Linked DNA regions of Homo sapiens: regions 2, 3, 4, 5 and 6 are each linked to region 1. The links are chromatin loops, found by intact Hi-C in ENCODE. Cell type or tissue: endothelial cell of umbilical vein. All regions are shown on one strand.

Region 1 (5,000 bases):
CAACATAGGGAGACCTTGTCTCTACAAAAAATTTAAAAATTAGCCAGGCGTAGTGGCGCACACCTGTAGTCCCAGCTACTTGGGAGGCCGAGGGAGGGGAATAGCTTGAGCCCAGGAGTTCAAGGCTGCGGCGAGCTATAATTGAGCCACTGCCCTCCAGCCTGAGTGATAGAATGAGACCCTGTCTCCCATCCCCCCAGAAAAACATTTTACAACCAAAAAGTACAGTAAATCACTGTAGGGAGTAGGGTAGAGCTCCCAAAGCTGAGAGGGCCTATGGCCTAGCAAGAGAGCTCTGCACCCAAAGAAATGAGCAGGAAAACAGGGAAGGGGAGTACACAGACAGCAAAAGGTGGGTCTCTCTCAAATGTGATGTTCCTCCAAAATAATAGCATCTCAGACACACGCAGCTACCAGAGGAGGAAACACCCTGGGGCCCAGGCCCAGGGAGGGAGAGCCGGGGAGCTCCTCAGGGCCGTGAGGATGAAGGGTATTTGCCAAGCATCAGGAGCAGGAATCTCAAAGGGCAGGCAGAGGAGAGGAGCCGAGGGAAACCTACGGACCCCCTTCCCAGCAAAACGAGTGCAAGGGGTAAAAAGGATTTTTTTAAGCCTCCAGAAATTGTCTTTTTTTTTTTTTTTTTTTTGAGACAGAGTCTCACTCTGTTGCCCAGGCTGGAGTGCAGTGTCACAATCTGGCTCACTGCAACCTCCGCCTCCCGGGTTCAAGCAATTCTCCTGCCTCAGCCTCCTGAGTAGCTGGGATTACAGGCGCCCACCACCATGCCTGGCTATGTTTTTTTTGTATTTTTAGTAGAGACGGGGTTTCACCATGTTGGTCAGGCTGGTCTCGAACTCCTGACCTCGTGATCCGCCTGCCTCGGTCTCCCAAATGCTGGGATTACAGGCGTGAGCCACCACGCCCGGCCCGGAAGTTGTCTTAAAATAATAGACCAAATGAAGAAAAACTGATTCAAGAAAAAATCTACTGAAGCTCAGTAAGAACAGTGAGCACTATGAAATTTGAACTATTACCACTTCCTCCATCCTTACTCTCAGCTCAGAGTGACAAAAGCTCTGTGCCAGGTGGGTGCAGTCAACAACACAAAGCTCTCTGTCCCCCAGCTCCCAGGCAAGGCTACCATATCCCCACGGGAGGGGCAGGCTTCCAGCATCTCTCTCCGCAAGCCCAGCTCTGTGTTAGAAGCTAAATCTGGAGCAAGTGCAGCTGAGAGGTCAGGGCCCCCTCCTCCACTCAGCCCTTCCATTGCAGAGTGGAGACTCTGCCCTAGGTGCTTCAGTCTGAGCACACCGAGTCAGGCTGGCTCCAGCTCACTCAGGGTGGAAATTCCATGCTGGGAGAGGCAAGCCAGGAAGATCAGAGGCCGCAGTCCCCACCCAGTCCACTCATCAAGCAAGGGTGTCACTCTGAGAAAGTGGGCCGTTGTCCCTACCACCCACAGTGAAGCAGTGACTGAGAAATTTTGCCCAGGAGAGGAGAGGCAAGGCACAGGACAGACAGCTTCTAAGCTCTCCCCAAAGGAATTGCCTTTATTTGAACACAGTGTAGGTAAGTTCAAGGCTAAGGGCACTCAAAAAACAAGAGAGGCTAGGTGTGGAGGCCGACGCCTGTAATCCTAGCACTTTAAGAGGCTGAGGCAGGTGGATCACCCGAGCTCAGAATTTTGAGGCCAGCCTGGCCAGCATGGTGAAACTCCGTCTTTACCAAAAATATAAAAAATTAGCCTGGTGTGGTGGCACACGCCTGTAATCCCAGCTACTTGGGAGGCTGAGGCAGGAGAATCGTTTCAACCCAAGAGACAGAGGTTGCAGTGAGCCGAGATTGTGCCGCTGCACTCCAGCCTCGGCGACAGAGCTGGACTGTCTAAAAACAAAACAAAAACAGTAGAGATCGTGTTGGTAAGCGATTAACAGATAACTAGTAGCTTCAACAGAGCAACAAGCTAAACCATAAGCCAGCCAATTTACCAGATAGAACCATGGAGAAAGCAGCCACAAAGAGCCCTCTGGGGTCAGAATGAACCTCGAAGACTGACCTGGAACACTGCCCCTGCAGAGGCACCTGCATTTAATTGAATCAAACTGTGGAGAAATGTTGGTCCCAGGACCTGGTCTTAACAGTAGAACCATCATCCAGCAGTTGGTGGCGCCTAACAGCTGGTGCGAGACCAACAAAGGCAGACAGTTAACAGAATTACGAGGGAAAGGGACAGCCAAAGAGAGCCCTGCTAAAGCCACCGCCACCCCAGGATGACTGTGAGCATGCCCAAGGCTCCCCCTGAGGAGCAACATCAGAGGCATCACCTTGCAGGTGAAACAGACTGCGTTAAAATAGCCCAGTTAAGTCTCATGCTTTTCCCTGGCACGTGGCCTGCACCTGAGGCCTTTGCTCTCTATTTTTTGCCAGTTTGCCAGTAAAACTTTACTTATCAAAACAGGCAGCCAGCCTGTGGGCAATAGCTTACTGATTTAATTTTTTTAAATACTGCCTTGTTTATCCTGATTCTCTCCCGTGCCTTGGCATCCCTGGGAAGTTGCTTACTTAAGAGGCCAAGGGGCCGGGGGCGGTGGCTCACGCCTGTAATCCCAGCCCTTTGGGAGGCGGAGGTGGGGGGGGGGGGTGGGGATCATTTGCGGTCAGGAGTTCGAGACCAGCCTGGCCAACAAGGTGAAACCCCTTTTCTACTAAAAACTCAAAAATTAGCCGGGCGTGGTGGCACACGCCTGTACTCCCAGCTACTCAGGAGGCTGAGGCAGGAGAATGGCTTGAACCCGGGAGGCGGAGGTTGCAGTGAGCCGAGATCTCGCCACTGCACTCCAGACACAGCGAGACCACGTCTCAAAAAAAAAAAAAAAGAAGCCGAGGCCGTCGCCGGCCCGCGCCGAACCGCCAGGGGGCGCCCTCCCTCCGGCACCGCCCACTCAGCCCGGCAGGAATCCGGGGCACAGGGGGCCCCTGACGCCGCGCTGGGCGTCCCGAGTGCTGGGCGTCAGATTTGCTCCTTCGCGCTCCTCCGGCGGCAGCGCTCCTCCCCACCCCGCCCCCAGCAATCGCCCACCGACCTGCGTCCCTTTCTCCGCCGAGATGCCTTGGGATCTGCTCCCTCCTTCCCCTCACGGACCCTCCCCCAGGTCTGGCCTCAGCTGCTCCCACCTCCTGAGGTTTTTCTCGCGTTTTGATTTTAGGGCGGGCCTCCCAGCACGAAAGCCTGACCTAAAATCAAGGCTGATTATAGTTCCTGCTCCCAAACAATCCTTCCCTTCAGCCAGACCTGAGCCTCCTGAGAGCCCGCGGCTGAGCTGAGGGAGAGCCCTCGCGACCCCCGCGGGGGATGTGGGCGAGAAAGCGCCTCACTCTCCTCCCGCGCAAAACGCCGGAGAGACCGGAAAACGCAGCCGTCGAGGTGCGCAATATTTTAATGCCATGTTTTTAAAAGTTAAAGTTAATGAAAAAGTCCATGAACAAAATATCAACATTTTAAATAAAGACAGGATTGGATTTTTTTTTTTTTTGACGGAGTCTCTCCCCGTCGCCCAGGCTGGAGAGCAGCGGCGCCATCTCTGCTCACTGCAACCTCCGCCTCCCGAGTTCAAGCGATTCTCCTGCCTCAGCCTCCTGAGTAGCTGGGATTACAGGCGCCCGCCGCCATGTTTGGCTAATTTTTTGCATCTTTAGTAGAGACGGGGTTTCACCATATTGGCCAGGCTGGTCTCGAACTCCTGACTTCGTGATCCCCCCACCTCATCCTCCCAAAGTGCTGGGATTACAGGCGTGAACCACCGCGCCTGGCCGGATTGGATTTTTCTTTTGGCCTCAGGCTCCAGTCCTCTGACTGACCTTGTCTTTGACTTTTGAAAATATTGTATTAAAATATTATTTATGCTGATGACTGAGATTTTGAGGACCCTTCTCCAATTTTCCACCTGAGGCAACCATCTCACTCACTTCATCCCAGTCCCAGCCCCCTGTAGAGACAGTCAATAAACAAGTAATAGGTGGATGTGGTGGCTCACGCCTGTAATCCCAGCACTTTGGGAAGCCAAGGTGGGCAGATCACCTGAGGTCAGGAGTTCTAGACCAGCCTGGCCAACATGGTGAAATCCCATCTCTACAAAAAATATAAAAATCAGCTGGGCGTGGTGGCACGCGCCTGTAATCCCAGCTACTCGGGAGGCTGAGGCAGGAGAATCACTTGAACCTGTCGGAGTTTGCAGTAAGCTGAGATAGGGCCATTGCACTCCAGCTGGCGACAGAGCAAGACTCTGTCTCAAAAAAAAAAAAATACATAAAAGAAAAGTAATAATTTCAGAAAGTGATAAGATCTAGAGAAAATTAAACATGACCACGTGACCCAGCAACTCCACCCTCCTAGGTATTCCATTCCAAAAGAAATGACAACATACAGTCACACAAAAACTTGCACACAAATGTACATAGCCACACTGCTCACAATAGCCGAGGAGTGGGGAACAAACAAAATGTACTTCAGTGGATGAATGCTACACAAAATGTGGCTGTGATCTTATCAAATATACATTTGGTCTTCATCCGGGCTTCCTGGCCTACAACTGCTAGAATCCTCAGAATCTCCACAGTAGTGTCTTTCATATGCTAAAGAGGTGGGTGAAGGCGGGCAGCCCCCAGGTAGCTCCAGGATGGGGCTGGTCACCAGAAGGACCAAGGCAGGACTAGAGGCCTGGGACTTTCAGCCTCACCCCCCAGCCTCCGGGGAGCGGAGAGGGGCTGAAGGTTAAGTTGGTCACCCATGGCCAGTGATTTCACCAGCCACGCCCAAGAAATGAAGCCTCCGTATAACCTCCAGGATAGCTGAACACATGGAGGTTCCTGGAGGGCCGCGTGCCCAGGGAGGGGTAGAACCTTCGTGCCCCTTTCCCCATGCCTTGCCCAGGCATCTCTTCATCTGTATTCTTCCCAATACCCTTTATAATAAACCAGCAAATGTAAGTGTGTCCCCGAGT
Region 2 (5,000 bases), 530 kb after region 1:
AGACCATCCTGGCTAACACGGTGAAACTCCGTCTCTACTAAAAATAAAAAAAAAATTAGCCGAGAGTGGTGGTGGGCGTCTGTAGTCCCAGCTACTCGGGAGGCTGAGGCAGGAGAATGGCGTGAACCTGGGAGGAGGAGCTTGCAGTGAGCCGAGATTGCACCACTGCACTCCAGCCTGGGGGACAGAGCGAGACTCTTCAAAAAAAAAAAAAAAAAAAAAAAAAGAAAGAAAAAAACAGTTGCCTTATAGGCTCATCTACTATGAAATTCTTCCCCCTTTTTTTCCTTGATGGCAAAATCAAGGATTTATTTTTTTTTGTTTTTTTCAGATCCTCATCATCTGTACTGCTGTAATTGGTCTTCCTGCTCCTAATACTGTCACCTCCCCACCATTACAATCTGTTCTCTACATAGCTAGAAATTCTTTTAAGAACTGAAGTTAGGACACATTTCTCCCTTTAGGATCTTCCAAAGACACTAAGAATAAAATGCAACTCCTCATCTGACCTTTAAGGACATATATGGTCCAGCCTCTCCCTACTCCCCTGACCTCATGTCCTCCCCTCCTCTCCCTCAGCACACTTAGCACACCTGTTACCTGGAGTCTTTCTCAAGCTGAGGAAGGTTGGTCCCACTCAGAACCTTTGCATCTGTTTTAATTAATTAATTAATTTATTTATTTATTTATTTTTGAGATGGAATCTCACCCTGTAGCCTTGGTTGGAGTGCAATGGTGCAATCTCAGCTCACTGCAACCTCCGCCTCCTGGGTTCAAGAGATTCTCCTGCCTCAGCCACTCGAGTAGCTGGGATTACAGGCATGCGCCACCACGCCCGGCTAATTTTTGTGTTGTTAGCAGAGGCAGGGTTTCACCATGTTGGCCAGGGTGGTCTCCAGCTCCTGAGCTCAAGCGATCCTTCCGTCTCGGCCTCCCAAGGTGCTGGGATTACAAGGCGTGAGCCACCGCGCCTGGCCTAATAAGGCTTTTAAATATTGAATATGTGTTGAATGATATTTTGGATATACGGGTTCCATGAAATATATTATTAACACTAATTTTAAAACATTTTAGCAAATTAGGTTAACTTTTTTTTCTTAATTTTTAAAAGTTTTATCCCCACAGAAAGGCATCTCATCTAACACTTTTTTTTCTTTTTTCTTTTTTTTTTTTTTTTTTGAGACGGAGTCTTGCTCTGTTGCCCAAGCTGGAGTGCAGTGGCGCGATCTCAGCTCACTGCAACCTCCGCCTCCCGGGATCACGCCATTCTCCTGCCTCAGCCTCCCGAGTAGCTGGGACTACAGGCGCCCGCTACCACGCCCAGCTAATTTTTTGTATTTTTTTTTTTTAGTAGAGACCGGGTTTCACCGTGTTAGCCAGGATGGTCTCGATATCCTGACCTCGTGATCCGCCCGCCTTGGCCTCCCAAAGTGCTGGGATTACAGGCGTGAGCCACCGCGCCCAGCCTCATCTAACGCTTTTAAAGTAACCTGGCTACCAGAAACTTTAAAATTGCCTATATAGCTTGCATGCTATTTCTATTGGCCAGCGCTGCTCTAGGACGTCGCTTCTGAATACAGGAACCTTGCCTGTTCTGTACACTGCTGGCATTTCAGCATCTAGAAGGATGTCTGGCGCTGATGAAAAAATGCTGAGCAAACACCCAGCCCGAACTTCCACGCTCCCAAACGCCCCCTCAGGCTCACCTTTCAGCCCATGTTTGAGGCAGTGCTCCATCACTACAAAGAACTGCTGCAAGGGGGCATGGTCCGCATCCAGGCTGCGGCCCAGGCTCAGAGCCGACTGGAGCAACACCTTGATGCTGAGTTTCATCATGTGCATCAGGTTGGCACGCTCCTCCATCATCTGGCACTTAGAAGCTGTGGGGCAGGAGCAGGGATAGCTTCGTTAGTGGACTGAGCGTGGGGAGGTCAGACTCCGGGCAACGGTGAGAAGACGGGTCAGGCAGGAGGCCAGGCGGTCTGCTTAGGGAACGGACGTGCTGGCGGGCGGGCAACCGGGATTCGCAGGTAAGTAGTCCCTGATCCCTAGAGGCCACAGCCCCCTACCTGGACGGCGGGGCCTTGGGTCAGAAGAGCCACTGGGCCTCCTGCTCCAGAGGCCTCTCCCAGACGGCTCCGCGCGTTGCTACGGCGACGGCTTTAGCAAGACTCGCCGCGTTTGGCTTCTCCCGCAACCCCGGTTCCATTTTTGACCAATGGAAGGGCGCTACCTACAGGAAGCCCTGCCCCAAGCTCTTAGAGGGCGTGCTGGGAAAGCGTCCCGCCCCCAAACATTCCTATTGGGCGAGTCCAGCTCAAGGCCTCTCCTACGGAGCTGGTGGGCGCCATTTTGCACCCTCTGTCCCGGACGGAGGAGGATGCGCACCCCGCCCAGAAGGCTTTTCCAGCCTTCTCTCTTGCCGGATAGTGCCAGCCGGGTGCCTGCAGGGAAGCATCTTCCCCTCAGCTCCAGGCTCAAATTCTTGTTGCCGATCTTTCGTCCGCTACTAGTGGACAATTTTAGGTTTTACGCACACTTTGTTTTTTGGTAAGGAAAACCGTTGGAGTCAAATGAATTCAGAGAGTTCCATTTCAACTCCCATTATCTTGTCGCATTGCCTTGAGGGTGTAATAAAGACTGTGTGCAATTATCATCAGATATCTATACGTGCTGGCCAAATGCTCTCTGAAACCCAGTAAGCTGGTATCCTAGAAACTAAAAGTTTAGATCCCAAAGTAAGAGTCCTGGCAGGAAAGTCCCAGGTGCGAAGCGCGGCCCTCACCCGGGCGCGCGCGCGCGTTTACATTGTCTTGGAAATATTTGCCAATTGGAATGGGGGCGGGGGATCGTATTGTTTTTGGTTTGCAGCTGTCCAATTACTACTGAGGTTAAATAACTTCTGTTTATTCTCTGCTAGTATTTCTTCTGTGAATTGCTTGCTCAATTGACTTTCGTGTTGAATTGCTTGCCTTTGTCTTACTGACCTGTATATTTTGGATACTAATCCTTTACCTGTTTTATTTCACCAGCATTGATTAATATGGACAATTAAAGAGCATATTTATACGTACTATATTTTTATATAGTTAATTACAGTTAAATCTGAACGATAATATTATGGCCGTGAACTTGTAGTAAAGGTCTTAAATAAATACTGAGACATCCTGGGACTAAAAATTCAAAATTATCTCAGCAAAACCCAAGAAGGTAGGGGGAGAGCTGCTGGGCAAGAAGAAACAGCCTAAGCATTTCACCTTGGTTGTGGAGAGGGTTAAAAGTGGCTTAAGTAAAGCATTTCGTTGGGGGTGGTATAATTTTTTTTTTTTTTTGAGATGTTGTTTCACTCTTGTTGCCCAAGCTGGAGTGCAATGGCGCCATCTCGGCTCACTGCAACCTTCGCCTCCTGAGCTCAAGCAATTCTCTTGTTTCAGACTCCCGAGTAGCTGGGATTACAGGCATGCGCCACCACGCCTGGCTAATTTTGTATTTTTAGTAGAGACGGGGTTTCTCCATTTTGGTCAGGCTGGTCTCGAACTTCCAACCTCAGGTGATCCGCCCGCCTTGGCATCCCAAAGTGCTAGGATTACAGGCGTGAGCCACCATGTCTGGCCAGTATAATTATTTTTATATTTCGAGAGAAGCCTATGTATTATATTTATAAATTTTAAAACTGTAATGGATGATTGGCAAAGGAAATAAAACTTGTAAAACTTCATCAAGAGAAGGGAGAAACTCTGAAGACAGCAATAACCATAAAAGCAATTTGTAAAGATTTATCTTTAAAGAAGACACCAAGCCCAGTTCTATCATCTAGTGGTCTTGAAATTGGAATACATATACAGCAGTCTTGCCAAAGCTAGGTATGCCCAGATGTTTTAAGGAACTCAATTTCCAGATTTTCAAGTTTCACAGGCACTCTTTCTCCTCCCTCTAAAGAAGGGCAACTCACTCCATAACCTGTCTTCCTCTTGATACGGTGACCTGGGGTGCCCTAGGTTCCATACACCAAATGGAGGTGGTGTCGCCCTTGATGATTAAGTAATCAAAAACATGAAGACCAGCCTTTTACTGCTTTATGGTATTCAGTTAAGCTTGGTCTTGGGGCAGAGGGGTGGTCTCTAACCCTCTGCTTGGGTGTCCTAAATTTAGAAAATTAAATTTTTCTCCCTACAAATCTATGTAATTATGTTCAACCAGTCAATATTCACAACCCTAAGATGTGCCATTAGCTTGATGGCCATTTTCCGTAAATTAAATGAGCCCAAACTGCAGCTAAGTATTTGATGAAAATGGATTTGAAATACATGATAAACTAAAAGTATTTTTGTCAAAAAGTACTGTATTGGCAAAGGTGAATGAAATAAGCAATACTCAGATGTCTCCAACCATTCTGAGTATTCTGGGTTAAACAAAGTGCCTAAGTGAAAGAATAAGAAGTGAAATTATCCCTTGATAAGTCTTTTTTTCTTTTGAGATGGAGTTTTGCTCTTGTTGTCCAGGCTGGAGTGCAATGGCACGATCTTGGCTCACTGCAACCTCCGCCTCCTGGGTTCAAGAGATTCTCCTGCCTCAGCCTCCCCAGTAGCTGGGATTACAGGTGCCCGCCACCATGCCCAGGTAATTTTTTGTATTTTTAGTAGAGACGGGGTTTTACTATGTTGGCCAGGCTGGTCTCGAACTCCTGACCTCAGGCCATCCACCTGCCTCAGCCTCTCAAAGTGCTGGGATTACAGGCATGAGCCACCGTGCCTGGCTCACACTTGATAAGTCTTGGTAAAACTTTTGTTTTGGTAACTCCCAACAGTTGAGAAATTTTCTTAATATGATTAGGTTGCAGGTCAGGTAATTTTCAATTATTTGCTTTGAATGAAAATAAGGGAACAAAAAATAATTTTTGGCTTTAGATCAGTGTGATTTGGGGCATATAACTTGGAAAGAGTTCAAAGATGACCAACATTACTAAAACAAACAAACAAAAAACAGGACTAAAACTGATG
Region 3 (5,000 bases), 100 kb after region 1:
TAGTTCCCATAATCCCCATGTGTCATGTGAGGGACCCAGTGGGAGGTAACTGAATCATGAGGGTGGTTAACTCCATGTTGTTCTCGTGATAGAGAGTGAGTTCTCACAAGATCTGATGGGATAGTTTTATAAGCGTCTGGCGTTTCTCCTGCTGGCACTCATTCTCTCTCCTGCTGCCCTGTGAAGAGGTGCCTTCTGCTATGATTGTAAGTTTCCTGAGGCCTTCTTAGCCATGCGGAACTGAGTTGATTAAACCTCTTTTCTTTATAAATTACCCAGTCTGGGGTATTTCCTCATAGCAGCATAAAAACGGACTAATACACCCGCTGTCAACATTGGACAGATCATCTGGACAGAAATTAACAGAATACTTGGATTTGAACTGTACTATATACCAAATGGACGTAACAGACATTTACAGAACACTGTATCAAATTGCTGCAGAATACACATTTTCCTCAACATATGGAACATTGTTTAGAAACACTATATATTAGACCACAAAACAAGTCTCAACAAATTTTTAAAAATAGAAATCATATCATGCATCTTAGAACACAGTGGAATAAAACTCAATAACCAGAGGAACTTTGGAAACAGTATCTACGTGGAAACTAAACAACATGATCACTGCCATAAGGTTGATGAATATATTAAGAGATATTTCTTAAGTTCTTGAAATAAATGAAAATGGAAATAAAACATACCAAAACCTACAAGATACAGCAAAAGCAGTGCTAAGAGGGAAGTGTTTATAGCAATGAATGCCTAAATCAGACAATTAGAAATATTTCAAATGAAGAGCCCAGTTATGCACCTCAAGGAACTGGAAAAGCAAGAATAAACCAAACCCAAAATTGGTAGAATGAAAGAAATAATAAAGATCAGCATAGAACTAAATGAAACAGAGACTAAAAACACAATACAAAGGATCAACACAATGAAATTTGGTTTTTCAATAGATAAATGGCTAAAAGAAGCCTCAAATAAAATCAGAAGTGAAAAAGGAGACATTACAACTGAAACCAACAAAATACAAAGGATCATTAGAGGTTTGTGAAGAATTATACACTAACATACTGGAAAACCTAGAGAAAATGGATACATTCCTAGCCACATACAACCTACCAACATTGAACCAAGAAGAAATAGAAAACATGAACAGAACAATAAATAGTAATGATCCCTCAACAAAAACTCAGGACCAGATGGCTTTACTGCCAAATCCTATCAAATTTATAAAGGAGAATTAACGTCAGTTCTTCTGAAACTATTTCAAAAAATGAAAGAAGAGAGAATTCTTTCTAACTCATTCTACCAGACCCAAATTATTCCAATATTAAAACCAGACAAGGGCACAACGAAATAAGAAAATGGCAGGCCAATGTCCTTGAACATAGACACAAAAAGCCTCAACCCAGTACGAAGCAAAGTGAATCCAACAACACATCAAAAAGATAATACAGCAATATAACGTGGGATTTGTCCCGGGGATAGAAGGATGTTTTGGCATTTGCAAGTCAATAGTCATGATGTTTCACATCAACAGAATAAAGGAACAACAAATACCAGATTCTCAATAGACACAGAAAAGGCGTTTGATAAAATTCAACACTCTTTGCAAATTAGGTATAGAAGTAACATACTTCAATATAGTGAAAGATACACATGACCCACAGCTAACATCATATTGATTAGGAAAAGCTGAAAGACTTTCCTTTAAGAACTGGTTCAAGACAAGGATGCCCACTTCTACCTACCACCCCCTCTGTTCCACATAGTGCTGGAAGTCATAGCCGGAGCAGTCAGAACATAGAAATAAAAGGTGGCCAAGCTCGGTGGCTCACACCTGTAATCGCAGCACTTTGGGAGACCAAGGTAGGCGGATCACTTGAGCCAAGTAGTTCAAGACCAGCCTGGGCAATGTGGGGAGACCCCTTTCTCCACAAGAAATATAGAAATTAGCCAGGTGTGGTGGTGTGTGCCTATAGTCCCAGGTATTCAGGAGGCTGAGGCAGGAGGATGGATTGAGCCCAGGAGGTCCAGGCTGCAGTGAGCCATGATCACACCACTACACTCCAGCCTGGGTGACAGAGCAGGGACCCTGTCTCTAAGAAAAAAAATAGAAGAAAGAAAGGAAGGAAGGAAAGGAGGAAGGGAGGAAGGGGCATCCATATCATAAAGAGAATGTTAGTTGTCTCCCTTTTCAGGTTATGTGACCATATGTAGAAAAAAAACAAAGAGTTCACCAAAAACTCATAAACCTGATAAATTCAGTAAAGTTGGAGAATACAAAGTTTGTGTACAAAAGTTAGTATCATTTCTGTACACCAGTAACAAACTGGGTAATAAGGAAATCAAGAAAGCAGTCCTATTTGCAATAGTCACATAAAAATAAAATACATAAGAATAATAAATTTAACCAATATTCTCAAATACTGATGAAAGAAATTGAAGAGATCACAGAAAAATGGAGAAATATATGTCATCATGTATAAAATACATGTAGATACTAGTCTATTTGATCATTTACTATCATAAAATATACAAAAATCCATTGTAAAAAGTTAAAAATTATTAAAACAAATACATGGCACCATTCACAGTTGGAAGAAATGTAAACCATGTTAAATCATAACCGCATAAAATTAACAGTAGTACGTACTGTATTAATGTAATAATTTCATAGCCACCTGTTGCTATTGTGATCACCAGTGTTGCCAGTGTCCACTTGAAATGTCATGTGACATACGCTTATGAGTAGTTCGTCCCTCCATTAGGTTGATTATTGCAGTAAAAGTGACCTCTTGTGGTTCTCACATAGTTTTCAATGTGTTTAGTGCAGTATCATGAATCTTGAATATTACACCATGGGACCTGTATGAAGTGCCATAGTGCTGCTGGAAATGCTCCCAAGAAGCGGAGAGAAGTCATGACGTTACAAGAAAAAGTTGTATTGCTTGATTTGTACCATAGATAGAGGTCTTCAGCTGCAGGTGCTGCCATTTCACAAAGAATGACTTAGCATATCATTGTAAAACACATAAAAGGACAGAAAAATCTATTCATGAAGCCATTGCTATAGCTACACCAACAGGCACAAAAACTTTATACTTTTTGCTAAATACCTTTTGCAGCCTTTATGTGGGTGCAGGATTTCTATAAGGAAGGCATACCTGTAGTATCCAATGTGATTTGAGGAAAAGAAAAGTCATTATATGACAACTTAAAAGGAAAGCAAAGGATATAGCACTGGAGAATTTAATGGCAGCAAACGTTAGTTTGAAAAGTTTAGAAAGAGATTTGGCTTTAAAAATGACAAGATAACAGGAGAAGTAGCTTTTGACGATCAAGAAGTAGCAGTCAAGTCAGGTTCCCAGATTTCATTAAGAAAATCATTGAGGAGAAAGGTTATTTTTGTGAACGGATTTTTAATATTGATGAAAGTGCCCTATTTGGGGGGAAAGTGCCACAAAGGACATTTATTAGTAAGGTAGAGAAGAGAGAATTAAGACTTCAGGCATTTGTTTTGTGCAAATGCAGTCAGGTCTATGATCAAGACTGCCCTTATTGATAAAGCTACTAAACACCAGCCTGGAAGGGAAATTATAAATACCATCTGCCGGTTTTTAATTGCAAAACAGGGAGGACCGAATAGTGGGAACCCTCTGAATTGGTTTTATCAGTGCTTTGTCCCTGAAATTAGGAAGTACCTTGCCAGGGTAGGACTGCCTTTTAACGTTTTTTTGATATTGGATAATGCCCCTGGCCACCCAGAACCCCATGAATTCAATACTGAAGGCTTCAGAGTGGCCTTCTTGACCCCAGACATGCCTCTAATTCAACCTCTAGAGCAGGGGGTCCTAAGGACCCTTACGGCTTAGTATGCACAGTATGCTATGTAAAGCATTTAATGCTGTAGAATAGAATCCAGATAAAACATCACAAAAGTCTGGAAAGATGGCACTGTTGAAGATGTCATTATTATTATAGGAAATGCCATGAAAGTCTAAACAAAAGATTTCTATGGGAGAAAACTGTGTCCAGACGTAGTACATGATTTCACAGGATTTATGATAGAGCCAGTCAAGGAAATCATGAAACAGATTGTGGATATGGCAAAAAAAAAAAAAAAAAAAAAAGTTAGGGGGTAAAGGGTTTCAAGATGAGGATGTTGAAGAAATTCAAGAGCAAATAGATACTACACCAGAGTAATTAAATTAATAGGAGATGACTTGATGGAAATGGGTGTTTCCATGTTGTTCAAGGGGCAGCTATGATAACAATATCAAACAAACTATAGGTTGAGTACCCTTTATCCAAAATGCTTTGGACCAGAAATTTTTCAGATTCTGGAATATTTGCATTATACTTACCGTTTGAGCATACCAAATCCAAAATTCTGAAATGCAAAATGCTCTAGTGAGCATTTCCATTGAGTTTCATGTTGGCACTGGAAATGTTTCATACTTAGGAGCATTTCAGATTTTAATTTCAAATGCTTAACTTATATGGAAAAGGCAGGAATACCTCCAATTTCATTGTATGGCACCAGTATCATTCCTAATACCAAAACTAGACAGAACTACTACAAAACAAAACTACAGACCAGGACCCCTCTTGAACATAGATGCACAAATTCTAAAAAATTTAGCAAATTATATTTAACAATATATATAAATTCATCATGACCAGGTGATGTTTACTCCAGGAATATAAGTTTCATTTAACATTCAAAAATTAATGTATTATTACCATATTAGCAGGCCAAAAAAGCTAAAACTGTATGATCTCAATAGATGGAGAAAAGATATTTGCCGAAGTCCAACATCGATTCCTGATTTTTAAACTTTCCTCAAACTATTAGGGCATCTATGAAAAACTGACAGCCACCATTATATTTAATGGTGAACGACTAAATTCTTTTTTCTAACATTAGGAACAAGAGAAGAATGTGTCCTCTGATCACTTCTGTTTCTGCGTTGTTCTTTAGATTCTAG
Region 4 (5,000 bases), 290 kb after region 1:
AAACCCCTGGTGAAACCAGACGTAGCCAGTCGGAGGCCAGATTGGAACCTGGCCTCCACTTTGCAGCCAGCGGGGGTCCAGGAACTTGAGGGAAGGACCCAGGAAGTGGAATCTGCAGGGAAGGAAGGAGGTGGGCAGGGAACCAGAGAGGAAGGGCAGCAGGTGTGGGCATCATCCTGGAAACGCAAGGTCAAGCCCAGGACGGCCTCTTAGACCAACGCAAAATGGACCCTGGAGAAGGGTTTGGGGCCCAATTTCCTATCTAGCCCGTGCAGCAGCTCTGCCAGCGCTCAAACTGTGGCCCTCGGTCAAGCACCTGCTGAGGATCTGCCCAGGGAGGCAGACCCTTGGGGGCAGCCCGGGGTCTCAGCCATGCAGCGCTCCCAGCCTTCAGGCTGTCCGCCTCCCCAGGCCTGGACTTCAGCAATGATGGACACCCTTACTCCTAGGAGGTTGCAGGGTCTGGAGAGGAGGCAGACACCTGCCACACACATGCATGGTGACAGCAGACCGTTAACGGGCCTGATATCTGCCTATGCCCCTCTGAGCCTGTCCCTTTTCCCTGAGTACAAGGCACAAAGGTTGTGCCCCAGCTTGGCTCTTTAATCTTTCCCCAACCAAGAGGGAAGCAGGGGGAACTGTGGTTTGTGGGCCCCAGGATGTCCTAATGACTCGCCTCCAGGGGAGGGTGACACAGCCTCCAGGCCTCATTGCTGCTGCTCTTAACAACGTGGTCCTGAGGCAAGAAAGTGTGGCAGGGGCTCCCAGGCTGGTCCCTCTCCTCACCTGAGCTGCCTCCCCAGCTCCCGAGGGTTATAGGGTGCCAGCATGGCTTGGCAGAGCCCTGGCATAGGGCCTGGCCCATGGGGAGGCAGTCACAGAGTTGGACCCACAGTCAGAGAAGCTGAGGGCAAGGCGGGTGGAGGAGCTGGCAGGCGGGGGAGGCTGCCCAGGGCCAGGGCCTGCAGTGTGTAGGGAAATGACAGAAGGGTTGGTGTGGGCGGGAGCCCGTGGGGCCCTTTATCTCCTGGTAAACAGGACCCGGGGGAGAGGGGAGGCCCCTAGGAAGGAAGCGAGGGTAAGGCGCAGGCTGTTGCCAGGGTGATTCAGGCAGCATCACCCACCACTGCCCACCCAGCCTGTCCATCTGAGGCAGTCGTGTGGGACAGAGAAAGCCAGGGTGGGGCTCGGGGGTGGGGGTGGGCAGTGGCTGTAAGTAGGCAAGCGGGGACTGGCATCTAGGCAGGAGGGAGGCGCACCTGCAGGTGCAGGTGGCTCTGAACCCATTCCTGATGGCTCTCTAGGCCTCTGCACCTCCAGTCCCATCCCTGTGGGCGAGTGCTGCCTACACCTGGTGTCACCCAGCAATGGGTGAGCCCTGGGGATAGCCAGCTCTGCATTCAAGGGGTTAGGTTTCCAGGGTAACCGAGCCCCTGAGCCCAGCGTGGAGCCTGGCAGAGCCAGTAATCTGACTCCCCTTTCCCTCCCGCCAGGGGCTGTCCAGAGGCTCCGCTTTGCCTCAGCCTTTAGCCCCAGAGAGGCAGGGTGTGGAGGGTGGGGGCTGGCTTCTTGGGTAAGAGATGCCTCAGGGAAGATCTACCTGGCTCCCTGCTCCTTAAACCTTTCCCTCCTGCCCAGGTCCACCCCTTCCTCTTCCCTGGTCACTTGGCACTTCGACCTCCTGCCCGTTTCGGAAAGGGGTGTGCCCTGAGGTGACTGAACTTTGCCTGATCATGACCTTGATCATGCACAGGGCTGCTGGTGGGGTGAGGCCATCCCACGCAACTCTGGGGTCTGTGAAGCCACCAAGGATCAAGGAATGGAAGAGCTGCCTGAGTGTAGAGGGAGTTCGGTCAGGCTTCTTAAACTTGGAGACTTGGAAACAGAAGGCCTTGTAGGCCACATAGGTTTTCAGAGACTCGCCTGGCAGAGGCCTGGAGCGTCCTGCTGCGTGGACTGTGGGCACCGAGCCACCAGGAGGTTGTTGATCTCATTCTTGCTCACTGGTCCCTGCCAGACTGGTGGTGCCTCTCTACTGTCGGGCAGCCCCACCTCTGTGCTGCCCCATCCACCTACAGCCCTCATGCCTGGGCCCAGCTGGAGGTTCTGACAGGGGCCCCCTGGGGTGGCATGCGGACCCTTCAGGGTGCCCCAGGCGCAGCACAGGTCTCCAGAGACACAGGCACCAGGGCGTTCAGAGCTAGTCCCCTCGCTGCTGTTGACTGTCCTTGAGCAGCCCCAGGGCCGGTTTCTCAACCTCATTTGCTCACCTGAGCAATGAAGTGAGGTGGGCTCCTGGAACTGCAGCAGCCACCCCCCGGGGCCATCGTGAGGCTAAGAATCCAGTGCAGGGTGAGCAACCAGCGACCGCTACAAGGACAGTGAAGAGCTAGCACCAGGACCTTGGGTAGCCCACCCGCTGGAGGGAGCGTGTGCTGCAAAAAGCAAGAGTGGGCTTTGGAGGCCAACGGATGGAGCGGATTCAGTCTGAGGCTGTTCCAGCCCTTGCTTAGGATCCACCTACCTAGGTCTGGAAATCGTATTTCCACTTCAGATGCCTTCTCAGAGGATAAAATAACCCCCGGTGGGGGAGAGTACTGGAAGAGGGCTAATTCCCCTGGTTTTCTCCCCATGAGCATTAGTGTCAGTGTAATTTTAGAGTGACCCCAGCTATGTCACGTGTGGCAGGCACAAGAACAGATGTCAATGAGCTATTGCAGAGGTGGACACCCAGATGTGTGCGCTGGCACACTGGAGGGGCCCGTAGGGTGGCTCTAGACCGCCCCCTCGTGACGGCTTGCCTACCACCTGCAGGCGACGTTGTGGACGTTTACCAGCGGGAGTTCCTGGCGCTGCGCGATCGGTTGCACGCAGCTGAGCAGGAGAGCCTCAAGCGCTCCAAGGAGCTCAACCTGGTGCTGGACGAGATCAAGAGGGCCGTGTCAGAAAGGCAGGCGCTGCGAGACGGAGACGGCAATCGCACCTGGGGCCGCCTAACAGGTGAGGTCTGGGGCGGGAGGGGGAAAAGGCGGGGGCGGGCTGGTTGTAGGTTCCCTGGTCTCAGTCCCGATCCTTCCCGACCCACCCAGAGGACCCCCGATTGAAGCCGTGGAACGGCTCACACCGGCACGTGCTGCACCTGCCCACCGTCTTCCATCACCTGCCACACCTGCTGGCCAAGGAGAGCAGTCTGCAGCCCGCGGTGCGCGTGGGCCAGGGCCGCACCGGAGGTATGGGCGCAGACAGGGAGGAGCACGGGGTGGGGGGACGGGTGGCCCCCGCACCCTTTCCAGCGTCGGGCCTCCGTCCCCCATAGTGTCGGTGGTGATGGGCATCCCGAGCGTGCGGCGCGAGGTGCACTCGTACCTGACTGACACTCTGCACTCGCTCATCTCCGAGCTGAGCCCGCAGGAGAAGGAGGACTCGGTCATCGTGGTGCTGATCGCCGAGGCGAGTGAGCCGGGACGCGGGGTTGGGGGACATTCAGAGGAGCCCCCGCGGTGCAGAACTGACAGCAGGAACCATTCCGAGGAGAAAGCTGTCGGAAGTTCAGTTGCTAGTTTCATTCGCAAATGCTCCGAGATAGAAAGTTGAAAGGGCTTTCTGGCACCCTCTACCCCTACCCATCGCCCCCGCCACCCCCTAGTCCTTGGCCATGCGAGTCCCAAAGGGAAAGGGCCGTCTCTGGGGGCCCCCTTACTCCGCCCTCAGCACAGCAGGCTCACTCCCTCCACGTGGGGGGCATCTGAAGCCTGTGCCCCTTCTCCAAGCCCTTCCAGGCCTTTTGGGGCAGCAGCAGGGCTAAGGGAGGGTGCTTGGTCTCCCCACAGACTGACTCACAGTACACTTCGGCAGTGACAGAGAACATCAAGGCCTTGTGAGTACTGGCGACCCCAGAGAGCTGGTGGCGGGAGAGCTCGGTGCGGGGTGTTGTGCTGGCAGGTTCCTGCCTCCCCATGAGATAGTGCCTTTCCTATCTCGTGGGGAGGCAGGGACCTGGTGGGGGAGGGGTGGGTGTGCAGAAGTGGCCCAGCCCCTCTGGAGCTCTGCTACCTCAGTTGGCTGGGTGTAGGGGGTGGTGGGGGGCTGGCACTGGGTGAGCCTCAAGAAAGGGCCACAGTCTGGTGGGCTCGGCCCCTCTCAGCCCCTGGAGGCTGCATACGGACTAGGCCTTCCCGTCCCCCAGGTTCCCCACGGAGATCCATTCTGGGCTCCTGGAGGTCATCTCACCCTCCCCCCACTTCTACCCTGACTTCTCCCGCCTCCGAGAGTCCTTTGGGGACCCCAAGGAGAGAGTCAGGTACTAGTTACTCCCCCATACCCTCAGCAACCCGCCTGCCTGTGCTGAGAACCCATCTACTGGTGTTTGAGTCCAGGGTGTTTCCCTGCAGTGCCCTGAATTCTCCATGGGAGGACCCGTGCATGGGGGTGGGGGGACAGAAGCTGCCCACCCAGCGGCTTCTCTGCGGAGCCACAATGGAGGTGGAGGGGTCTGAACTTCTGAGGCCCCGCCCCGGCCCACAGGTGGAGGACCAAACAGAACCTCGATTACTGCTTCCTCATGATGTACGCGCAGTCCAAAGGCATCTACTACGTGCAGGTCAGCCCCAAGCCCTGCGTTGCCCTGCCCTGCCCTGCGCCGCCCTGCCCTGCGATGGGTCTGGTCCATCTGGGTGCCCTTCCTCAGCCCCAGCCCCTCTCTGCTCACCTCGCAGCTGGAGGATGACATCGTGGCCAAGCCCAACTACCTGAGCACCATGAAGAACTTTGCACTGCAGCAGCCTTCAGAGGACTGGATGATCCTGGAGTTCTCCCAGCTGGGCTTCATTGGTGTGCCCCTCCCCTTACCTGACGGTGCCTTTCAGTCCCACCTGCCTCTGCCATCCTCTCTCCCAGTCCCACTGTGTCCACTGTGAGCCTTTGCCCAGGTGGGCCCTGCCTGGTGTGCGTGCTACAGCCCCACCTGGCCTGTTCTCATTGCCTGTGCATCAGACATGTCT
Region 5 (5,000 bases), 330 kb after region 1:
TGGACTGGGATTGTCCGCCCGGGGCTGACCAGAGGTGTGGAATAAGGTTTGGGAGCCCCCTAGGCTGGGGGAATCTGTACTCACAGGGGCAGAGGAAGGCCCCAGAAAGGTCTGCCCTGCAGACCCGGCCCTCACTTGTGGAGAGCCTAACTGTTCTTGCTCAAAGGCTGCTGGAGAGAATTCCGTCTTAATATTAATGTCCTGTGCCAAGGGGGTTTGTGTGGCAGAGCCAGAAGACTCTGGGTCCTTCTTCTCCTCGAAGTCCTCATTAAACAGGTCCTTCATGTCTTCATCGGGCACCGACCTGTTCAGCTCCTCGATGAGCTCCTTCCACTCCTGCTCGTTAAGGTTGAGGTCTGGCATGAGGTTGCTTTGCGATATGGAGCCGACAGTCCCAGTGATCATGCAAGGCAGGTCTTCGACAGGCTCCTGCTTCAGTTCTTTATTCAGGCTCAGAGGAAATGACTCACTGGGGTTACTGCCTCCATTCAAGTGAAGGCTGGAGTCAGCCAGACGCTTTTTGTTGAGAGAGTCTAGCCCCAGAGAGTGCTTCCCACTGGACTGCAGGGCGTCGGCTCCAGAAGGCTTGTCAGACTGACCGAGGGGGGAGGCTGGAGGCAGTCCATTGGAAGAGATGGCAACTCCCAGAGGGGCCTCCCGGCGAGTCTTCTTATGCCCAGGAAAGAGGTCCCCGTAGCCATTCTGTTGATCGCCATTCTGAGGGGAAGTGGCGCTGTCAAGATTCCTCTTAACTGTATCATGAAGATGCTGAAAAACATTGAAAAGAATGACTTAAGATACATATGAATTTGCTCTGCTATGACAGTAACAAGCCAAGGGCTGATGTCCCTGCAATGCTCGCCAGTGGGTTCTGCTTGCATAGTGTACACTCCCATTTCTGGGGACACACCTCCATTTTCCCTGACGGTCCTATACCTGGCCAGTCAGAACTGATGTCTAGCTAAAGTGCTTCTGCAGTCCTCTTTCTGCAGGAGACAGGCATGAGGCTGCCCACAGCCATCTCGTCTGGCGGTATGCCCAAGAATGGAGCCAACAAAAAAATGCCAGAGAGTACACACACACACACACACACACACATATATATATTATATATATATATATGTTTTGAGATGGAGCCTTGCTCTGCCGCCAGGCTGGGTGGAGTGCGGTGGCACAATCTCAGCTAACTGCAACCTCCGTCTCCTGAGTTCAATCAATTCTCATGCCTCAACCTCCCAAGTAGCTGGGATTACAGATGTGCACCACTGTGCCTGGCTAACTTCCGGTATTTTTTGGTAGGGACGGGGTTTCACCATGTTGGCCAGGCTGGTCACAAACTCCTGGCCTCAAGTGATTCACCCGTCTCAGCCTCCCAAAGTGCTGGGATTACAGGCATGAGCCACTGTGCCCAGCCCCTCACTTTTTTTTTTTTTGAGACAGAGTTTCGCTCTTGTTGCCCAGGCTGGAGTGCAATGGCGTGATCTTGGCTCACAGCAACCTCCGCCTCCAGGGTTCAAGCCATTCTCCTGCCTCAGCCTCCAGAGTAGCTGGGATTACAGGCATGTGCCACCATGCCCAGCTAATTTTGTATTTTTAGTAGAGACGGGGTTTCTCCATGTTGGTCAGACTGGTCTTGAACTCCAGACCTCAGGTGATTTGCCCACCTCAGTCTCCCAAAGGGCTGGGATTACAGGTGTGAGCCACTGCGCCCGGCCGGCCCCTCACTACTTCTTATTGGGACTATTTGCTTGAACATAATCTGTCTGGTGTGACACTGTGACTCTGCTTCCCATCTGCTCCTCGATGGATTCATGCCACTGAAGTTATTAAGATTCTGCCTTGTGCCAGAGACAAGTGCTGTGGGGAACATAAAGACAAAGAAGACAGCTCCTCCTCGGGTGGGCTTTCAGGACATGGGACATACACAGACAGGGCTACAGAGTGAGAGCAGCACACAGTAAGTACCCTGGGAGTTCAGGGGCGGCGATTTCAAGATAAGAACATGTCAGAAGGGATGGGAAGGGGACAGAAGACGGACTCCTTCTACTGCTTCCTCACCTGCATGTGCTGCAGTCAGGACTCAACTCCACTGCTCAGAGGGAGTGCCTATGCTCAGCTTCCAAACACATGCTGCTCCTTTCCTGTGTTTACTTTATTACGTTTTTGTCCTTTATCCCCCACCCCCAGTACCATCCCCCCTTCCCATAAACCCTAAGCATCTATAGCATGTTATTAGAAAATGTTCCAAGTAACAGCCCTCATTATTATCTTTAGACAGGATTCAGAGGAGACGGGGAGCCCCCTGTGCTAGCTTCTCCGGCTGCAGAGAAAGGCCACCTGACTCTCCACACCAACCCCAGGGGCCCAGGTGAAGTGCCCTGGCCTGGGCGTCCTGCCTGGGGCAACTCCACGGGCATCAGTTCTCAACAGCAGATTACCCACTGGACACCAGGGAGGACCATTTTCTCAACCTCTAATCCCCAATTCTAATGTTCCTGTTCTTCTTTTCCCCACATCAAGATTTGCTTATTTCTTAACTGTTAAAGCTGACTACACAGTGCTCTATAAATCCTAGCCAAGTCAGTATTTTTAAAAATCCATATATGGGTAACTAAGTCGGTCTGAAAAAAAAAAAAAATCGCAGGAATGCCTGACAAATGGAACTGCAGGGCAGAGGTAAGCAACAATCCTAGGATTCAGAACACCGCCCCACAGCTGCAGGACGTTTGCTTTACTTTCATGCAGGTTCTTCTGCTTTCTCCTGCCACCTAGGGGTGGAAGGGAACCACGCACATAAAATAGACCCTTTATAAAAAGCCATTATTTGAAAAGTTTTCCTTGTGGAAGGTAAATTCATACCCATTTAAATGGTCAGAGGAAATAAAAATTAGTTGCTAACATTTCCTTGATTTTCATCTTTTCTACCATTTTCTTTTGTTCCACAGTGCCAGGTCTGGGCTATCTGTAAACCTGGGAGCTCAGTTTTCCATCTTCCTAGGGGAAAAAGAAAGATGGAAATCTAAAGGGTCAAGGCACTTGATGAGTCAGCTGGTTGTCTCAGATTAGAAACAGAATCTTTCTTTGCCCTAACAATTACAAAAGCTACCACTCCCTCATTCAATATTCACATGCAAACAGCTGCAGACAAGTTCCAATGTAACAACTGAATTTTGTAATACCTATTGCTTTTAACCAAAGGAAACAGTAGGGCATTTTGTCAACTACTCACAAAATTTAACTGGAATAACGTAGACGGGGATAGGAGTGTGTAATGTGGTGGCCCCGGCAGATTTTTAAGCCCTGAGCATTTGCAGGAGTGTCTGATATGCAGGGCAAGGATGAGTGAGCCTTGGAGCCTGAACTCAAAGAATCACAATAGAGATGGGCAAACAGCCTGAACAGATTAAAAGTTATGTAAGAACAGACACAGAAGGTGCTATAAAGCAATACTAGACTGGCTGCCACGTATAAATACAGGAGCCTGCTCCAGCACATCTGGTACTTCTGGGTGCTCAGCTCAAAGGTTCCTGTTGTAACTACTGAAGAGTTTCTGCAGTGTACAGGGTTCCAGGAGGACCCAGTCCTGGGAGATAATATGATCAGATGCTCGTGGTCGGCTGGAGAACCACGTGTGCTCAGCCTTCCACCAAGACACCCCGCTGACCTAAGTCCCATCCTAGCCTGTGCCAGCTCCCTCGCTGGGAGGCCACACTCTCCAGGCGCCACCTGCCATCCTCTGCTCTGGGAGAGGAGCTCCAGGATACCACCACTGCTCTGAATCAAGCTGGAGCTGGCCACACCTTTTGGACTCCTAAGCAGCATCCTGTCAGTCTCTCACCCACCATGCACTAGCCTTATAGGAAGGATAATCCTTTGCCTATCTCCACTTCCTCCTTCTTCAACCACCCACCGCTGCACTCCCAGAATGCTTTGTGGCCAAACTCACCAAAAAATGACAATACCTACATGCTTCCACTCTGAGCTGACAGACACAGCTGCTGAAGACACGCGTGGTTCTTTCATGAGTGCTCCTTACACACTGGCAGCCAATGCCCCTTTCTAGCCCTACTCATCAGGAAATTTGCTTTTCCTCCTGCCTCCTCTTTTTTACCTCTTCTATCATCTTCCTGTCAGCCAAACTCCACCAGTTCCCACCCCTTAGAGCCAGCACCTTGATCTATGGCAATATGGATTACATTCCTGGCCAATCTGGAAATCAATGGGATGTGGGGAAAAGGAAGGGAGGAGTTGAGAACTGCTTTCTCCAAGGCCAGCAATGATCTTCCTACTGTTACACATAGGCCATATTTTCAGTCCTTCCTTTCCCTCTCTCCCTGCACTCCCTTCCTCTCCCTCTTATCATCTGCCACTTAATAATTCATCTTTATTATTATTATTGAGACGGAGTTTCACTCTTGTTGCCCAGGCTGGAGTGCAATGGTGCAATCTCGGCTCACTGCAACCTCTGCCTCCCAGGTTCAAGTGACTCTCCTGCCTCAGTCTCTCGAGCAGCGGGGATTACAGGCGTGCACCACCATGTCCAGCTAATTTTGTATTTTTAGTAGAGATGGGGTTTCGCCATGTTGGCCAGCTGGTCTCAAACTCCTGACCTCAGGTGATCCGCTCACCTCGGCCTCCCAAAGTGCTGGGATTACAGGTGTGAGGCACCTCACCCAGCCCTTTATTAATTTTTTTTAAGAGACAGGGTCTCACTCTGTCACCCATGCTGGAGTACAATGGGTGATGATCAAGGCTCATGGCAGCCTCAAACTCCTGGGCTCAAGTGATCCTCCCGCCTCAGCCTCCTGAGTAGCTGGGACCACAGGCATGAACCACCATAACTGGCTAATTTTTTTGCTTTTGTGGAGACAGGAGTCTCACTATGTTGTCCAGGCTAGTCTCAAACTCCTGGGCCGAAGCGACCCTCCTGCCTCAGCCTCCTAAAGTGCTGGGATTACAGGTGTGAGCCATTGCACCTGGCCTCCTTCCATCTTTTTTTT
Region 6 (5,000 bases), 220 kb after region 1:
CTAAGAAAACAGCCCAGCGTCCTCAGGGTTAGTGCTCAGGCCTTGTCGGGGGCACTGCCCTGTAGAGGGCTCCCCAACTTGCTGGGGGCGCTGCCAGGGCACACCTCTGCCCTCCTGCAGGGTGCCCAGTCCTCTGCACACTCCTTATTAGGAGTCTGCATAAAGATTGGGTCCCTCCGCATCACCCAGCTGTGGGAAGGAGGCTCCCTCTGCCTGGGCGTGGTCTGGACTGTTGTCCTCTGTCCTTTGCAGATACCTGGATAATGTGGTCAACAAGCAGAGTGTCTCTCCTCCTATCCCGCACCTCCGTGCCTTGCTGAGCAGCAGCGATGACCCCCCTGCAGAGGTGGACATCTTTGAGCTCCTGAAAGTGTCCTATGAGGTCAGCACCCAGTGGGGCCATTTTGGCCAGGCCGCTCCATCTGGCATGTGGGTTGGGGTGGCTATGGGCAGGTGGTGGCCCTCTGCCCTGCAGTTGGCTTGATCTCACCAAGTCACCTCTCCCTATAGAAATTCAGCAGCCTGAGGGCCGAAGACATTGAGCAGATGCGGTTTAAACAGAGGCTGAAAGTGATCCAGTCCTTGGAGGACACGGCCAAGAGGAGTGTGGTATGGGTGCCAGCAGGGCTGGGCAGGGGCTGGGCTGGGGGGGCAGCAGTGCCTTCCCCACAGAGCAGGGTGGGTACAGGGCTCCACCGCACCCAGTCTCCTACACTGCTTTGGTATGTACATCATGGTAGGATTCATGGGACCGGGATCCAGGGGTGTAGGTGGGAATGTGGGGAGAGGTTCCAGTCACTTTTCTCTGCTGGTGGATGTGTCACCGGGAAGCTTCTCAGATGGCTCCCACCCTGAAAGCCACATGCCCAGCCCTCTGGGCCGAGCCCGCCCAGCCTGGCTTCCCATGTGTTCCCTGCCCCACTCCCAGGTAGCAACATGCCGCCATCCTCCGCACACCCCAAATGGCATGTGTCTGCCACAAGCTGCTGTTCTCATCTCTAGAGGGGCCAGGCCCTCCCTGCCACCCTGTGCTGCAAGACCTGTTTGTGGTCTCTGCCCCCAAAGGCAGGGACTTCCTCCATTGTTTCCACATTCCCAGCCCTCCTGCAGGCTTGTAGGACACTGTAAGGACATTGGGTCGCAGCACCACAGACTGACTGCTTTGGCCAATTAAAGTACAGGAGCATTGGCTGGCAGGTTCTCGGCCTCCTTCCACAGAGCTGGCACCAGGGTCTCTGCAGGGATCCAGATGACGGGAGCCAAATGAGTATCCCTCACTCTGCGACCTCAGCTGCACGTTGAGGACAGAGGCTCCCCCACGCCCATCCTGGGAAGGGGCCCGGAGTGTGAGAGAGAGGCTCCCCCACGCCCATCCTGGGAAGGGGCCCGGAGTGTGAGAGAGAGGCTCCCCCACGCCCATCCTGGGAAGGGGCCCGGAGTGTGAGAGAGAGGCTCCCCCACGCCCATCCTGGGAAGGGGCCCGGAGTGTGAGAGAGAGGCTCCCCCACGCCCATCCTGGGAAGGGGCCCGGAGTGTGAGAGAGAGGCTCCCCCACGCCCATCCTGGGAAGGGGCCCGGAGTGTGAGAGAGAGACTCCCCCACGCCCATCCTGGGAAGGGGCCCGGAGTGTGAGAGAGAGGCTCCCCCAAGCCCATCCTGGGAAGGGGCCCGGAGTGTGAGAGAGAGGCTCCCCCACGCCCATCCTGGGAAGGGGCCCGGAGTGTGAGAGAGAGACTCCCCCACGCCCATCCTGGAAAGGAGCCCGGAGTGTGAGCTGAGTGGTAGGTGGGGGGCCAGGGATGGGCTGTGGGCCTCGCTCTCTCCCGAAGGGTCCGCCCTTGAGTGCTGGGCCACTGAGAGGGCGGTTCACACCCTTGCCCTTGTCTGCCGAGGATGCTCTCACAGAGTGCCGTACTTCTGTGCCAGGAGCTTGTGATCCAGCTATATACCCTGTTTCTCCTTCCTTCTAGGTCCGAGCTATACCTGTGGACATTGGTTTCTCCATTGAAGAGCTGGAGGACCTTTACATGGTGTTTAAGGTGACAGCTCAGAGCCAGGGCAGGACCCGTTCCTAGCTTCCTAGCTTCCTGCCAGAAAAGAAATGGATCTAAGAGTATCCTCTTAGAAGTAGATAGAAATAGGGAATAGAATAGAAAAACAGAAACAGATCTAAGTGCATCCTCAGATGCAGTTGCCATGAACCTCCTGTGGTAGAATCGAATCCCTCTTGGAGTTTAGGCAGGACCTCTTAAATGGCAGCAAATCCATTCAAGTCATCTTACACAGAAGAGGGAATACATTGCCCCTGTATTGCTAGACTGAAAAGTCTAGCAATGCACAGCTTCAGGCATGGCTGGATCCAGGTGCTGAAATGTGCCGTCAGGCTTCCCCATCTCTGATGTCCTCTGCACTGCTCTTCCTACACCATGCCAGGACTGTCGTCACAGCTCCAGGGTCATACTCTCTTCTCAGTAATCCCAGTGCAAAGAGAATTTTTCTTTCCCTTGTGCTTTTAGCAAAAGACCCAGCCTTAATGGTTGGAATCTGCCTTTCTGTTGTTGTTGCCAGTTCCCGTCCACCTCTCCAGCTGCCTCAGGTTCCGTGCTCAAGGTGGCTGCTGCGCTGTGGCCCTAGCGTCACAACAGTTGAGCCAGCTCTGCCTGCCTCCTAGAGAGGTCATAGGAGCGAGAGCAAGCCTCAGGCCTCTTGTTTCCCTGGAGCCCTGCCAGGAAGGCTCAGCCCTTCTCTGGGGCCAGCAGACCAGCTCTGCCCCCTGCAGGCTGCCAAGGACTCTGTCTCTCAGCCAACCCCCTCCCCATCTGTTAACAAGGGGCTGATGACAGCCTGAGAGCTTTCGGGAGGTGCTGCAGTGTCTGGCCCGTGCTTACCGCCCCAGGGCTCCGCAGGCTTGGACAGAGGGGGAGGGTGGACACACCACCAGCCTAGGGGTCCCCTCGACCCACAGGCTTAGCGGCTGGACCGTCTCACCAGACCGTGTCCCACAGGCCAAGCACCTGGCTAGCCAGTACTGGGGGTGCAGCCGCACAATGGCCGGCCGTCGGGACCCCAGCCTGCCCTACCTGGAGCAGTACCGGATTGATGCCAGCCAGTTCCGGGAACTCTTTGCCAGCCTGACACCCTGGGCCTGTGGCTCCCACACACCTCTGCTGGCAGGGCGCATGTTCAGGCTCCTGGACGAAAACAAGGACTCGCTGATCAACTTCAAGGAGTTCGTGACAGGGATGAGTGAGTGCCTGCAGGGCCTACCAGGGGCTTGACCCTCCCTCACCCTTTCCCAGGAAGCCTCCAAATGCCAGCATCTCCTGTCTGTTCCCCCTGCAGCAAGTAGGGGGCAGCTTGAGCCCCTGGCCCTAGATACGGGAAGAACAGTTTACCCACGGGAGCCGAGATGGGGTCCAGCAGGAGCCTTGCCCGCTCCCCTCCCTCATGCAGTCTGGGGCTGCTAGAAGCTGGTCTGCCAGCCCCAGGGAAGGGCTGAGCCTTCCCAGCAGGACGCCAGGGAGACAGGAGATCTGGGACTCACCCTGTGACCTCTCCAGGAGGGAGTTGGGCAGCACAGGCTGTGAAGAGGGTCCTACTCGGACCCCCTGGAAGGGGCTCTGCAGCCATGTTGCCAGACCCAGCCCTCCCTGGCCTTCTCCACAGGCGGGATGTACCACGGGGACCTGACAGAGAAGCTCAAGGTGCTCTACAAGCTACACCTTCCCCCAGGTGAGAGCCTCCTGCCCACTCCCCAGCCAGGGTCTCCCACTTGTCCAGAAGTTCAGCTGCAGAGGACAGGCCTCTGTGAGACTGTGGGGCCTCGAGGGGGCACAGCAGCGTCGCAGGCTGGAGGTTCACATTGGAGGAGAGGGAGCGGGAGCTTGAGCACTTCACAGAGGTCTGAGAGCAGGGCCTTGGCCTGGGAAGGGACGTGGAGGAGAATCCCATGGGTGACCGGGCACTGCTGGGTACAGAACTCCCACCGAGGAGGCAGCTGGACCCAAAACCCACTAGGAGGGCCATGAGTGGAGCTTCAGGGCTGGAACCGAAACTGCTGCATTTATCTGTCAAGTTTCTTAAGGGTTTATTCCCAGAGTTTCAGCTAGAGAATCCTGTCACATGGCCATGAGGAGGGGCCACTTCTCTCTGGCCTCTCAGTGGTGCTGTAGCCTAGTGGGGCTGCACTGGCGACAGGCTGTCTGTGCAGGGGGCAGGGCTCAGCAGGAGTGGCTGCATGGACAATGCTCCAAGGAGGGGTCATCTCCCTCATCACAGAAGGAAACAAAGGCGCAGGCAGGTGGAAATCCTGGGCTGGGCACTCTGCTGTGGCTGGACCTGCCCCAGGTCCCTGCTGTCGCTTTGCCATCTGAGGTTAGCAGCTGCCCTCAGAACCGACCCCGGGGATGTTTAGAATACTGGGGCTGAGCTTCACCCGAGGAGATTCTCACTTGATTGCCTGTGATGGGGCCCAGACCTGTGGTTTTTAAAGCTGGCAGGCCATTGCTCTGTGCCTCCAGAGCTGAAGGCTCTTGACATAGCTGTTCTCGTTTGTGGCTGGCTCACCAGAGAGGCCGTGGTAGGACAGACCCCACTGGGCCTGGTCCCAGGGTTGAGAGCATGCGGGGCTACCCTGAGACTCCTGAGCCTCCTCAGCCTGCCCTGCCCTGTCCTGTCCAGACACAGAGAACACTTGGGCTCTGCTGGGCTTGTGGCCCATGCCCGCTACACTCACCCAGGACCATGCGATCCGCAACCCTGGGTACTGCTTGGTGACCTCCAGCAAAGACTGCACTGAATGAGGCCGGCCAGCACGCACAACGCGGCCCGACCTCTGAGCTACCCAAAGGGAGAGCAGCAAGTTGCCTGTGCGTGGCTGGTTCCTGTGCGCCCATAGGAGCATGAAACGCCCCCAAAGGGCCCACTGGCCAGATGGTCACTGGGGCAGGCGGGCAGCTGCCATTCACTGGACTCCTAATTGTGTTGATTGGATTTTTACC

The links. A loop is a pair of places that touch in the nucleus more often than their neighbours do. Peaks named below come from ENCODE experiments on the same cell type or tissue, not always from the same donor. Only the 100,000 strongest peaks of a DNase experiment are listed, where the experiment ranks them.
Region 2: a loop joins it to region 1, with 4 times the contacts of the local background. A loop is called at or near these places in 2 of 110 quality-filtered maps.
Region 3: a loop joins it to region 1, with 11 times the contacts of the local background. A loop is called at or near these places in 51 of 110 quality-filtered maps.
Region 4: a loop joins it to region 1, with 21 times the contacts of the local background. A loop is called at or near these places in 15 of 110 quality-filtered maps.
Region 5: it touches region 1 in a loop (8-fold over the local background); 9 of 110 quality-filtered maps call a loop at or near these places.
Region 6: a loop joins it to region 1, with 14 times the contacts of the local background. A loop is called at or near these places in 3 of 110 quality-filtered maps.

What each region holds. Positions count from the first base shown.
Region 1 is chr5:180,088,546-180,093,545 of GRCh38, reverse strand. No RefSeq gene overlaps it. Among named protein-coding and RNA genes, the nearest start is that of RNF130, 19 kb to the right of the region's middle. RefSeq lists a silencer at 2,890-3,019. In endothelial cell of umbilical vein, CTCF peaks have their summits at 2,159 and 2,909 (motif pointing right); a DNase peak (open chromatin) is centred at 2,965; H3K4me3 peaks cover 711 bases; H3K27ac peaks cover 317 bases.
Region 2 is chr5:179,556,905-179,561,904 of GRCh38, reverse strand. It overlaps RUFY1 (RUN and FYVE domain containing 1), which reads right to left. Exons shown (of 18, transcript NM_025158.5): 2 at 1,707-1,880. The region is part of intron 4 of LOC128966623 (a long non-coding RNA gene); the gene reads right to left. Among named protein-coding and RNA genes, the nearest start is that of RUFY1, 8.9 kb to the right of the region's middle. RefSeq lists an enhancer at 2,353-2,472. In endothelial cell of umbilical vein, no CTCF peak of the experiment used is centred here; DNase peaks (open chromatin) are centred at 2,264 and 2,754; H3K4me3 peaks cover 1,414 bases; H3K27ac peaks cover 592 bases.
Region 3 is chr5:179,984,296-179,989,295 of GRCh38, reverse strand. The region is part of intron 3 of RNF130 (ring finger protein 130); the gene reads left to right. Among named protein-coding and RNA genes, the nearest start is that of MIR340, 29 kb to the left of the region's middle. RefSeq lists an enhancer at 1,239-1,773. In endothelial cell of umbilical vein, no CTCF peak of the experiment used is centred here; a DNase peak (open chromatin) is centred at 2,785.
Region 4 is chr5:179,799,784-179,804,783 of GRCh38, reverse strand. MGAT4B (alpha-1,3-mannosyl-glycoprotein 4-beta-N-acetylglucosaminyltransferase B) reads left to right here. Exons shown (of 15, transcript NM_014275.5): 2 at 2,815-3,000; 3 at 3,090-3,230; 4 at 3,317-3,450; 5 at 3,831-3,877; 6 at 4,187-4,300; 7 at 4,525-4,600; 8 at 4,716-4,830. Among named protein-coding and RNA genes, the nearest start is that of MIR1229, 3.9 kb to the right of the region's middle. RefSeq lists a silencer at 2,835-2,904. In endothelial cell of umbilical vein, a CTCF peak has its summit at 2,784 (motif pointing left); a DNase peak (open chromatin) is centred at 2,783.
Region 5 is chr5:179,761,094-179,766,093 of GRCh38, reverse strand. It overlaps MAML1 (mastermind like transcriptional coactivator 1), which reads right to left. Exons shown (of 5, transcript NM_014757.5): 2 at 1-768. Among named protein-coding and RNA genes, the nearest start is that of LTC4S, 30 kb to the left of the region's middle. In endothelial cell of umbilical vein, a CTCF peak has its summit at 2,762 (motif pointing left); DNase peaks (open chromatin) are centred at 493 and 2,763; H3K27ac peaks cover 1,062 bases.
Region 6 is chr5:179,868,501-179,873,500 of GRCh38, reverse strand. It overlaps TBC1D9B (TBC1 domain family member 9B), which reads left to right. Exons shown (of 21, transcript NM_015043.4): 13 at 253-382; 14 at 511-609; 15 at 1,971-2,039; 16 at 3,006-3,246; 17 at 3,667-3,732. Among named protein-coding and RNA genes, the nearest start is that of MRNIP-DT, 12 kb to the right of the region's middle. In endothelial cell of umbilical vein, no CTCF peak of the experiment used is centred here; a DNase peak (open chromatin) is centred at 2,740.